Regions from separate parts of the Mus musculus genome. Here regions 2 and 3 are each linked to region 1. Evidence: chromatin contacts called from ENCODE Hi-C data. All regions are on one chromosome and are shown on one strand. Each heading gives the region's core, a stretch centred on a gene start or an enhancer-like site at or near the end of the contact. The rest is flanking DNA. Distances are from core to core; before and after follow the strand shown. Region 1 holds the start of Fli1 (Friend leukemia integration 1). Region 2 overlaps Fli1 (Friend leukemia integration 1). Region 3 overlaps Fli1 (Friend leukemia integration 1).

The links. Hi-C counts contacts between places; a loop is a spot of excess contacts on that map.
Region 2: a loop to region 1 is called in a map of heart, with 9 times the contacts of the local background. The contact joins the enhancer-like site here to the promoter of Fli1 in region 1. A Hi-C loop is called at or near these places in 10 of 37 maps with a recorded cell type or tissue (T-helper 17 cell, gastrocnemius, heart and 1 more).
Region 3: a loop to region 1 is called in a map of T-helper 17 cell, with 2.0 times the contacts of the local background. The contact joins the enhancer-like site here to the promoter of Fli1 in region 1. A Hi-C loop is called at or near these places in 5 of 37 maps with a recorded cell type or tissue (CH12.LX, T-helper 1 cell, T-helper 17 cell and 2 more).

The regions. Positions count from the first base shown.
Region 1 is chr9:32,539,653-32,543,720 of GRCm38, forward strand. Fli1 (Friend leukemia integration 1) reads right to left here and starts at 1,800. Exons shown (of 9, transcript NM_008026.5): 1 at 1,539-1,800. The coding sequence starts at 1,556.
Region 2 is chr9:32,504,595-32,508,646 of GRCm38, forward strand. The region is part of intron 1 of Fli1 (Friend leukemia integration 1); the gene reads right to left. Among named protein-coding and RNA genes, the nearest start is that of Fli1, 35 kb to the right of the region's middle. Within about 2 kb of position 1,722, at least 1 of the 3 ENCODE cell types and tissues checked has a DNase peak (open chromatin) inside an H3K27ac peak, as active enhancers do; it is heart, where a contact is called at or near this core.
Region 3 is chr9:32,476,318-32,480,257 of GRCm38, forward strand. It overlaps Fli1 (Friend leukemia integration 1), which reads right to left. Exons shown (of 9, transcript NM_008026.5): 2 at 245-456. Among named protein-coding and RNA genes, the nearest start is that of Gm22060, 31 kb to the left of the region's middle. Within about 2 kb of position 2,579, at least 1 of the 3 ENCODE cell types and tissues checked has a DNase peak (open chromatin) inside an H3K27ac peak, as active enhancers do.

The DNA.
Region 1 (4,068 bases), core at 550-3,049:
CCAGGGACCTGCACTGTCAGGTCTCCAGAGCACACCCCTTAGGAACACTCTCAAGTCAGGTTTGAAAAACCTGTGGCTAGGTGGTTGTGTTAAAACCCCATTACAATCGGCTATCTCATCTGTCTTTGAGTTCCTTCAGTTGGTGCCTTTTACCTAAGTCAGCATGTTTCAGAGAAGGAGGGAGGGAGAGAGAAGGAGGGAGGGAGGGAGGGAGGGAGGGAGGGAGAGAGAGAGAGAGAGAGAGAGAGAGAGAGAGAGAGAGAGAGAGAGAAGAGACTCTTAGAAAATAAAAACACTCTGACCCCACCCAGAAGATAAAAATCTGTTAAATTCTCTAAAGCCAACAACACCTTCACCTCCTCTTCATCAAGCCATGAGAGGGAAGTGGATTCCTCTGGGTTCTGGAGAATGGCGGCTCTGCCAGTCCCCACCTCACCAGCCTGATAGTTTTTCCAGAGCAATTCCTGCTTGATATGCAGCCTTGAAGCTAACGTCTGCTCTCATTCATTCTCCTAAGTCCTCTTAGGCTAGTCACGTTAGGGGGTGTCCCTCGTCTCTGCTCCTGGCCCTACTTCCCCCTTTCGGAGGGAGCACTCGGCCTTTCTGAAGCGTGACAGGGAACCCAGACTCACAGGTCTGCTGGTCTGCACTTTGCAACCTAGACCCAAGCTGGGCCGGCGCGGGTGGCGGGTGGGGGTGGGGGTGCAATCGGCAAGCCCCAGGCCATAGACTCTGAACCAGCCACCGCAGGGGGACAGCTGTTGAAGGAGTTTAATTCTTACTGAGAGGACAGCTCCTGGATCCCTTGCTCTAAAGCAGGCGCACGCACAGTGTGCGGGATCTGAGGCACTGAGGAGCCGGAGAGCAAGGAGATTCCTAACCCGAGGAACTGCGAGGCGGGCCCGTTAGCTCCAGGCAGCCGGCGTCCGCAACTGCCGGGCAGCAGCAGTGAGAAGGGGGGAAGAGAAACCGGTCTGGCTGACAAGTAAACAGGGTCTTCCATCTGGACCCGCCGGCTCAGCCGGATCCTCAGACACCCTCCCTTGCACCCCTTGCCCTCCCGCAACTACTCCTCCAACTCGCTCGGAGGGTCGGGGGACCCCAGCCAGAGGCGAACGCTGCTCCTGCCCGCGCAGATCTCGGCCTCTGGCGTGAGGAAGCTGGCCGCCAGACTAGTGCCTGGCGCCGGGGCCAGGTCGTCTGGGTGCCGGGTGGGAACCGACCCGGCGATCTCCCGCCCGAGACTCTGCTCCGCGCCCCGGGTCCCCAGGTTTCAGCTGCCGGGTCTCGCAGCCCCTTCGGGCGGCACAGTGGGAGCCTGCGGGATTCCACAGTGGCGCAAGGAGTGAGGGGTAGATCGCCCTGGGCGGGAAGGCTGGCCGGCCTCCTCGGAATGGGGGACTCGCCACCCGGAGGAGACCGCGCGAAGCCGGGGCGCGGAAGGAAGGGAGAGCGGCCACGTCTTCCGGGACCCCGGCGCCCAGCCCTCCCGCCGCCCCGGTCGGCCCTCTCCCCGCGCCCACTGCCCAGCCGCTTACCTTAATAGTCCCGTCCATTTGGCCAAGTCTGCAGCCGAGCCCCCCAATATTCCACACATTGACCCGGTTACAGCCTGACCTCGTAGCCCCTTCAGATTAGCCCGGCGCGGCCTCTTTGGCGCCCTGGGCCCTCTCTGAGTGCCCCCTGCGAGCGCCCTGCCCTCGCTCCCCTGTGCACGTTTGTTGTTGTAGCGGATCGAAAAAGAGACAGTTAACCGGATGAAACTTTTTTTCAGCTAATTTTGGGAAGTGACTTCACTTTGCGATCGGGGAGGAAGTCCTATCTCTCTCTCTCTCTCTCTCTCTCTCTCTCTCTCTCTCTCTCTCTCTCTCTCTCTCATCTCGCCCTCTCCACTCTCTGCTCTCTCTTGTCTTCCCTCCCCCACACCCCCTCGTCCTCTCCTCGCCCTGCTTTTCGCATCACTCGCTATATAAATATACGCGGGATGCCCAGTTACATTCATGCACTGCGCACACAGGATACTTGCTCCTGGGAGATAAGAGCTGGCCAGGAACAATGACGGGGTCCACGCCCAGTATCCGCTCCCTGATTCCTGAAGTCTGCAACTCCCCCATCACCTTCCCCCCAAATCCAAAGCCAAACGCCTCTGGCCTCTTTCCTTTCCCTTGGGCCTTTGGCCGAAGGTGGCCCTCCTGACTCATTCACTTTCCGTTTCTTCCCACAGATACATTCATTAATGCTTTTTCCAGCCGGAGTCAAACTTTTTTGGGGATGGGAGGAAGACGGCGGAAGAGTTTGTTAGAACAGGGGATAACCTGGCGATGCTGACCGCCAGGGGAGATTCGGATGCAGATCAAGGCAAACCTACTATTTTTAAAAAGGAAGGAAGGAAGGAAGGAAGGAAGGAAGGAAGGAAGGAAGGAAGGAAGAAAGAAAGAAAGAAAGAAAGAAAGAAAGAAAGAAAGAAAGAAAGAAAGAAAGAAAGAGAGGAGCCGAAGAGAGTTTTTGCATCTAAGCGCTGGTCTCCGGATAGGCTCAAAGCGAATTCTGGGTCCCGCGGACCTGACCTGTCAAGGGCTCAATACCTCAAGCTTTGTTAGCAGAGAGATGCCCATGCTTTGGCGCGCCTCGACTCCGGGCTCCACAGCCCGCTAAGGAGGTAGACCAGCCACAACCTAGGCTTTTTGAGTTAAATTCTCTCACCTATCAGGACCCGACGGCCCAAGTTCTTCAATACCATCGCAGCCCCCAAGGAACTGACACCAGGGCGAGCTTGCCCTCCACACTACGCAGCAGGACCCAGGAGCGCGGCGAGCCGCGGCTCAGCAGAGACCCCACCTTGGATGAGAACGGGCAGTCTAAGGGTCCAAGCTAGGGACTGTCATTCCCAACCAGCGGCGTGGCCCGCTTTACCGGCTCGGTTCTTTCTGCTATCCCCCGCGCCTCCCCTGCTGGACCCAGGAGCTCTCTTGTTAAGGCTTCTCTGGGGTATCGGCGCTGGCGGCCTGACTCCCATCTCCCAGACTTTGAAAACAGGTTACCTTTTTCCACGCTCTTCAGACCACGCTGTGGACTTTCTCACTATTATTTAAGAGTCCTCCCGGGAAAAGAGGGGAAAAATTCCAGAGCAGATCCGAATAAATTGGAAAGGAAAAAAAAATCAAGAGGGTGTCCACGGCGGCAAGAAGGTGACTTATTAATTCTTTATTTCTTCAGGAGCAATTGCGCTCGCTCGCTCGCCTCCCTCCCTCCCCCCTTCCCCCTCTCCAAATTAGTCTCATCAATTCAGCTCCAATTTGGGGTTCGAATACAGACACGGGTCTGAACGTGACCAGACCTGGAGTGGCGGTGCAGCCTGCCAGCAATTGAGACTCGGTTTACTGTGGGGGGTGGGGTGGGGGCCGGGCCCACTCCCCCTCCTCCTGTCTGCTTCTCAATCCAGGGGTCTGCTCCGGGGCTCCCCTGGGACCGCCACATCTGGTTACCGCTAGCGGGGTCAGTCCCCCCCCTTTGCCTGGGGCCACCAGTTCTGGAGTTCAATTAAAAGAAATCAGGCTTAACCCTTTCCTGCCTGCGGCCGGGCTGCCCGCCCTCTTGCTCTTCCCTTCAGCGTTTCCACATGCTTTCCAGAGAGGAAAGAGGTTAAAGGGAAAGAAGAATGAATTACATCCTTTCAAACCCCAAATTGTTTCCTTTTCAGCCCAGACATTCAAACGACAACGTAGCTTTCAGGAGGGTGCACCCAGGCTATACTGAGCCTCTTTCTGTCCGAAAGGAGTGTTTACGTCTCCCCGCAGAGGGTCTCCTTCCAGGCACTGGACAGTTACAAAGGCCACAAAATAGCCAATCCACATTTAATCACCACGCCCCCCGCCCCGCCCCGCCCTGCCCCAAGGGCCAAGTGGCAGACAATCACCAGGTTTTCCTTTCGGCTTCTGCTGATCTGGCAAACGACAGTCACGTCCATTGCTGAATAACACTCACTGGAATAATTCACTTGGAATATCCCCGAACTTCATTGAGCCCAATTCCTTCTCAACAAGAATTCTTGTTCAACAAGAATCCGGA
Region 2 (4,052 bases), core at 472-2,971, 35 kb before region 1:
TACACAGTACCTCTGGAAAAAACATTCATTCTCTGAACTGGGTCCTCCCCCCAAAAACACTAATTAGATTCTTTGTTTCTTCTTGATGCATTGCACTGGCAAATAATTCATGCACCTCTTCCTGGTGTAGCCGCTATATGTCCCTTGGTTTGGCGGCTTTGAGATCCTACCATAGGCATCGGCAGCAGAAAGTCCATAGAATGAGATTTCAGTGACCCCAAACCCTAGACTTCCTTTGTTTCCTAAGGCACCATCAGAAGGAAAATCTGAGTCCTCTGAGTTCGGCCTACGCTGTGTACAGAGCCCTTCTTTGCTGCTGTGAAAGCCAGTGAATCAGCCGGGAGCCTGGAATCTGCTGCAGGTCCTCTGTATTGGCAGAGGGCTTCAGCTTCTCTTGTTGGCTCTTTACTCAGGCCTCCTCTCTACTCAATGAGCTCAGGAACAAGGCTTAGGGATGGTGAGATTGAGGAGGGACTGACTCATGTAGGTGGGCATCGGAGCTTTAGTCTGCATATGCATACTGCTCACCTGAAGAACTTAAGAATTTTTTCCCAAGGACTGTGGGATATTGAGGATAAAAGGAGATGCTATAAGTAGAGACCATTTAGATAGCACAGTGCCACACAGCGAGTGCTTAGTGCACGCTCATCAAAATGGAGTTAGGGATGGAGGGATCCTGTGGAGAATGGGTCTGCATTTCAACATGTATACACCCTAAAATTTCTCATGCTAACTTGGTTGGCCAACTCCTTCAATAGGGATAAGCTGTATGTTCCCATAAGGAATATTTTGCAGTTAAGTGTGGCAATGGCAAAATTGTGTGCAGAGCACTTTCTGATACAGCACCACATAATAAATGAGACTTCTAAAATTCTCATCTCCTCCTACTCTGAAAAGGCACAGGATGCATGTTGGGAAAATAAGTGAGCGAGCGAGCTCTTAGCACAAACATTTGGGAGGATAAGACTGAAACTTTTCCCAGCTTCTGAGTTCTGCTGAGATGCCAAGCTCTTCCTAAGAGCCCGATTTGCAGCGCAGAGGCGAGTGCCTCTATTTGAGCACTTTAAGAAAAAGTGTGGGGCAGTCGTGAGAAGCAGATGGCTCAGTGGGTAAAGTGCTTGCTGTGAAAGCATGGGGACATGCATTTAGAACCCCAGTGCCCACATAAAAGCCAGCAGTGGTGGTGACTACCTGTGTGGGGCTGGATAGCAGGCAAGCTTCAAGTTCAGTGTGAGACCTTGGCTCACAAGGTGGAGCATGATAAAGGTAAGATTCCCAAAGCTAACCTCCAACACACACACACACACACACACACACACACACACACACACACAAACACACACACACACACACACACACGAGTGCATCTGCACAAGTGTGCATCCACTACACAGATACACAGACACACACACACAAAGAAAACAAACAAAATGGTAAAGACCTCTATCCAGTGTGCTTTGTACCTGGTACAAGAAAGCCAAAAACAGTAAAAGAGGACCCAGGATTTTCTGAGCCTTGTGTGCAGGTTGGACCCTCTGGATGGCCCTGCATCTTCCACAGCAAGTTTGTATATCCCGCTAGCTTCCACCCTGGTCTCTTTCTTTGCCTTCCCCACTTATATACTGAGTCCCAAAGCCATTGTTCGTTCTCACTTCTGAAAGCTAAGCACACAGTGGCAGGCCCCAAGGCCTGCGGCTGTGTGTGCCTGAGATTAAGATTTTTATCTGCTCTCTGACAATGTGCAGAGGAAATCCTGTTCCTAAACTCAGGGCCGTGAGAGGAGCGCGGCCAGCAGTTCTTCCCTCCCACCTGGGAGAGAGATCAGGACACCTGACCTGCCAGGAACATGGGCTCATTGTTTATACATAGAAAAAGCTCTTTTCCGGTCTCAGTTAATCAACTCCTCTCCTACATTTTTTTCTTTGAGCCGCAGAGCATAACAGTCTCTTGGCAGAGCTGGGTTGGGGTCTTAATGTACTAGCAGATAAGGTCCCCACGGAGGAAATGCGAACTACTGTCTAGTAAGATTTAGGAAAGAGCTTTTCCACTCTCCGTGAACCAGGAGGTTCACAGGCAGCCATATCCTCACTGCATGGACCCAGTGTGGCTCTCAAGCACTAGGAGAAGACTCCGTGCTAAAGGGCGGGTTCTCTGGTGGTCAGAGATGAGGTTGTGGGAAGCTGTAGGCTCTTCTCTTTCCCTTTATCCCTAGGGCTTAGTGGGCAGCTACTCTCACAGACAAGCTCCGGGTGACAATTAGGGGACTAGTAGAAGGTCCCTATTTTGTATGTATGGCTTGTCATATTCCTGGCTAACGTAGGCAATGCAGGCGTGCTTGGTAGTTGGAGATGCCTGTTGCTACAGGAGGACACTGAGGACACACGCTCTTTCCCGGACTTGAAGGAAGATATCCTAAGACAGAACTGCCTGGGTGTCTACCCCCAACTCTGCTTTTCCTATCGCTCCTTTCACTGCAGAGCTGGAGTGGATCTGGATCATCTGCAAATCTGCCAGGATGCCCAGGGCTATGAGCAAGAAGAAGAAGGTGTAGAACTTGCTGGGGGCAGGTGCTTACTCCCACAGAAGCACTGCGGTTATAGAAGAAATGACGTGAGCAAAATATCAGTGTTAACTCTCAGAAAACTGCCCAGCAGCAGCAGAGGTGGGGTGGGGTGGGGAGGAGGATGGGGAGAGAAAGGAGAGAGAGGAGAGGGAGGGGAGAGAGAGGGGAGAGAGAACACCGTCTCTAGAAGTGACCTGCCTGAGACCTTGCCCTCTGGCCTCAGTACCTTCATCTTTACAAGGGAACACACAGAGGACTGCTGAGACCTCTGTCTCCAGCATCCCGCCCCCTGAATTAGAATTGTCATTGAACTGATGAAGTCATACTCTCCCTGCTGTAGCGGTAAGGGGAAGCTGGGAGTGTGAAGCCTTGGCCACCTCACCTCCAGGTGCAGGTGTGGCTGAGTTGTCGCTGCCTCATTCGCAGGGGCAAGAGAAAGAGCAGCAACAGTATTTCTGTGGAGGAAGTGTGTTGGTAAACCCCAAGACGCCAGAGTATGCACTTGGGCCTGCCCTGATTCATCTTAAAGCTGAGCTCTGACGAAGGCTCATGGGAGGACCACTTTTCTGTTTTGTCTTGTTTTGTTTCAGCTCATGGGGAAAATGGACTTGCTCATCAGTCTGGAACTGGACAGAGAGGAAGTGGCTCCTGGGTGGGAAGCTATACTTCTGCCGAGCACAGGACAGAGGAGAAAGTAGGAATGCCTCCCCTCCCTTCCCCTTCAACTCCTCCGGACAGGAATAAGGCAAGAAAGCCTGGCCTGAAGAACAGGAGCCCACCCTGCTGTGAGAGGAGCTTCAGCCAGCTTCAGGGATGGGGGTATGGATGCAGGGGTGTGCGAGAGCTGAGAAAGCATCTCTTCCTAGCTCCACAGTCAGAAACATCATCCTGGTAGCCTGGCATCAGCCTCAGAGCAACCATTTGCACCATGGAAATAGGTGAACACTACACAAATCCAGACGGTAGGTTGTTCCACGTTTATCAGCACACGTGTGGCTGGAAATTTCTGCTTCTCATTAACTCCATTCAGCGTTGAGCCATTCACTAAATCTTGGTAGTGAGGGCTCAGTCTGCAGCAGACTAGCCTCAGAGGCTGATATTTAGCTCTACAGACAAGCATCAATTAGATCCAGCCTTTGAGCTGTGTGCAGATCTGGGCTGACTTCATCACAGGAACACATGGAGACGGAGACCGATTGGCTGAGCTCAGGATCTAGGCACCCCCAAGCTACACTTTCCCTTTTGAGAACTTGAAGCCGTTTCCCCTAGCTGTCATTCTGGCCTGTGAGCAGTAGACCTTGTTTTCCCAACCACTCGAACACTCAGGAGCCCTTCTTTATCAGGTAAGGAACTAAACACTTTGTGTCCGTTATCTCCCTGTATTTCATCCTCACCAGAGCCTTATGAAATAATTTCCTCATTTTACAGTTCAGGGAGGTGAGACCTGTGAGGTTGACCAGATTATAAGTGGCCTCGCTCAGAGGTGAAC
Region 3 (3,940 bases), core at 1,329-3,828, 63 kb before region 1:
GTGCCACCCAGAGGACCTTAAAACATCCTCAAGAGCACAGGAAGAGCATCTTACTGCTATGCGTTTTCCTTGCAGGACTGGACCTGGCCTAAGCTTGACAGCAAACGCACTGAGTACTGCAGTAGGGCCTTGGGGCCTGACCCATCTGCTGCTTTGTGCAGATCGGCTTGACAGGGTGGTCCTAGGAGGAATTGCGCCCAGGCTTCCCTGCTTCATGAGGACTGGCCAACTCTGGCAGGCTCACCTGGATCCATTCATGTGGTCATACTCCCGCTTGACATTGACTCTCACTGGCTGGTTGATCCACTCCTGCTGCGGTGGCAGGGGGTTGATTTTGTGGGGCTGCCCGTAGTCAGGACTCCCCGAAGCAGTCATATCTGCCTTGGGGAGATGGGCTGCCGCTCCGTATGCTGAATCAAAAAGGGACTGATCGTCACTCACCACAGACAGAGCCTCCTGCAAGAGGGGAGAAGAGATAGGACATTCAGTATCAATTGTCACCCGAGCCAGCGACACCCCAACTCTCAGATATCACAGTGGCACAGGGCAGTCCTCTCATGAAGCTGTAACTGTTCAAGGTAATAGATTCACAGTGTCAGCACAGGCTTACCCCTGCGTGGGGAGAAAGGAGTCTGAACATTGGAATGGAAGAACACTAGAACAGGTGTACTTGTTGAGTGTTCGAGCTAGAAGCCCCACAAAGGAGAATGGAGACAGGGTGGCTAAACACAGAGTTGCAAGAGGTGATACCAGTGTTGGTTCTAGCTTCCAGACACAGACAGCAGCACATTTTACTAACTGTGTGCCATAGCCACATTGCTAGGAGAGATGAAAATGAGAATTTATCCCACAGGTGAGGTCATGGAGAGCCACCGGAGAGCTTGTCTAGACCTAAGCTATGTAAGGGAATCAGGGAATCCAGAACTTCAGCTAGGTCGATTTCAGTATCCCAGTCAGTGAGGATGAATAGTTTTTTTGTTTGTTTGTTTGTTTGTTTGTTTGTTTTTTTCCTTCTGGCTTACTAGGTGAATTAAATTAGCAACTGTAGTTCAAGTGTTTGGTAAGAGTGAACAGTGGTGTGCTGAGGACTGGCTAGCGGGAATGAGTATGTCCTGTAGATCTTAGTGTTGATGATTCAGCCAAATAATTCAGGAGGAAGCTCTGATATATAGAAAAGGCAGTTAGTGTAAGGTCTCTGTAAGAGACCATGGTTTACCAATTCATACTGTACCATCTCCTGACTCAGGGGAGGCTTTTGGTAATGGGTTGAGAAACATAGCCTTACTCCTTCCAGAGACTGTCTGTTGATCAAAGCATGGAGATAAGATCCCCCCCCCCCCCCACTATTCCAAATCACATTTAGCAGCAGGGATTCAAGGCTGGAGGACAGTATTCCCCAGGGCCACGCAGTACACAAAAGCAAGCTGACCATGTTTCAGAAGAAATGGCAGCCATCTATAATCGCCTCATCATCTACATAATCTATTCCATGTAACCCGACTGTGAAGGAAAGATGGACTAATCAATGGGAAATAGCTATAGCAACACTAGGCACAGCACAAAACTCCAGAAAGACTAGCAGTGATGACCATTTGTGTTCAAACAAGGGTTCTGTTGGGTTCTTGTTCTATGCTGAATTCCGCTTCCTCTGAAATCTATATATCAAATCCCTAACCACCTGTAACTTAGAATGTGATTCCACTTGGCAATAAGACCTTTAAGGATATGATTAATTTGAAATTAGAATGTGAAGATGGGCTCTAAACTCAACTGACTCATTATAATAAGAGATTTGGACACACAAAGACCCTAAGGGTGGCTGTGTGCCAAGGACTGACCATGTAAGGCATGTAGGGAGACAGATTATCTGTAAGCCAGAGCAGAAAGCCTCAGAGGAAGCCAGCCCTGCTGGCACTCTGACCTTGGGTTTCCAGTTTTCAGAACTGTGAGCAAATAAATTTATGTTGTTTAAGCCACTCAGCCTGTGGTGTGTTGCTATGGCAACCCTGCCTTTACTTAAGAACAGAATGATAGATGATGAGACCCTTTTAAATCTTGAGGTTTGCCTACTCTCCCTACATAATTCATATCTCTGCCTGGAATGCCTTCTCTAAAGCAAATACCCTCGCTATGTCTGGACGTCCTTCATTCAGACCTAAAGGCTGCTGGAGCCCTTCTGGCTTCACCTGCTGCCCCTGGGCAGGGTCAGGGGAAGGCTGTGGCTCTGGTCTACTTGTATTTTGGTTCTTAGATCCACTCTTCATTTCGGTTAAGGTTCTGCTCTGGCTTTGTGTCTCAAACAAACTTAAACTTTTACATAGACACTTAGTGTTTAACTCCAAGTTGAAAACTGTGAAGTTATGGCTGTTCAGAAGGCTGAGCATAAATCTTTGACATTATATGGGTGTCACCAAAGATTCATCAGAGTCTCTTTGACAAAAAAAAAAAAAATGCAGAACAAGCCCCAGATCTGTTGTTGAAAGAGATGTCATCTAAGCAGATTTCTGCGGCAGAGAACAGACTATGCCTCTAGTTAGTCATGAGTCAGTCTTGAGAGTTCCAGCAAAATCATACAATGGCAGAGTTGAGGCGATCTGGGAGGCAGAGATGGACATGGGGATGCTGTGGGGGAAGGGAAGGCCCTTGTCATCACTGCCATCCAACCAGGAGGTCAAAAGCAGCAAAAGGCAGGAATGCTGAGCCCAAGGAGGACATACAGATGGTGCAGCATGCACAGCACGCAGAGCAAAGAGGTTGCACCAGGGAACAAATGGGAGAGCTAAGACTTGGAGGCTTGTTAAGGAAGTGAGATTTGCAGGCAGAAGAAACAGCAGCACAGCATGGGGCTGGCACAAGAGCAGAAGGGATGGATCCCCTTAGAACCCATTTTAGGATAAACACTTTATTTAAAACAAAGAGCCAATCAAAGGTCATTTAGTCAAGTGGCAGCATCACAGGAAGAGAGTATCCCGATTCATCCCCAAATGCCCCACACCTCTGACCCCTGACCCGGCCAGGTGCACGTACACTGATAGATCTCTCCTCACACTGCTCTTACCCTTCCCCAATCTCCTGTGCCTAATCTCAGACAGATCCCATTCCTCCAAAGGCTGTGAATACAGCTTGTACCCGTCAATTCTTCCCCCAAGAACTTGCTGTATTTCTACCATGGAAAAACCTACACTCAGTCACTTGGTTTTCAATTACCCAGCCTTGCCCTATCTGTCAAACCATTTGCGAGTTGCCACTACAACCTCTGTACAGTTCTAACTGGTTCACTGGGGTGCTTTTTAACTCAATGAAAACCTTCCTGAAAAATGTCCTGAATTTCTGGATCTTTTAAAACACACACACATACACACACACACACACACACACACACACACACACACACACACACACACACACACTCCATACAGCATGCATGCATCCTTTATGTGCACACACACAGTTGGGGGATTTATTGTATTTACAATCATTGATAGCAAAGGGCTTTCTGCCCACATAGTAGTGTGGAAAGCAGACTCTGTAGATGAGTGAGGCTGGAAAGAAAGAACCGAAGAAAAAGGTTTGTTTCCTGTTTGGCTTTTGGACTGAATCTGAAAATCAACCTAGTTAGGATAAGTTGCCAACAGCAATGCAGTAAAATATTTGGGGGCTGAGGTGCCAAAGAAGCTGATTTAATTTTCCCCATGTGAAAATTACAGTTGGGGAGGACATTCTTGCCACACCTGCCAGGAAATAGGACCCCTTTGTCATTCAAGCCTGAGACCATGCCCTGGGTGCCCTGCTGCTTCCGGGCGAGAGTGAGGACCCTTTCAAAACTGCTTTGGAGATAACAGACATCCAGGATGGAAACAGGAGAGTGGGAGAGTGCAGAGGAGGGGATGGGTGCTGGGCAGTGGTGGCAGGCCTTTGTGTCACTTCTGTGGACTGAGAA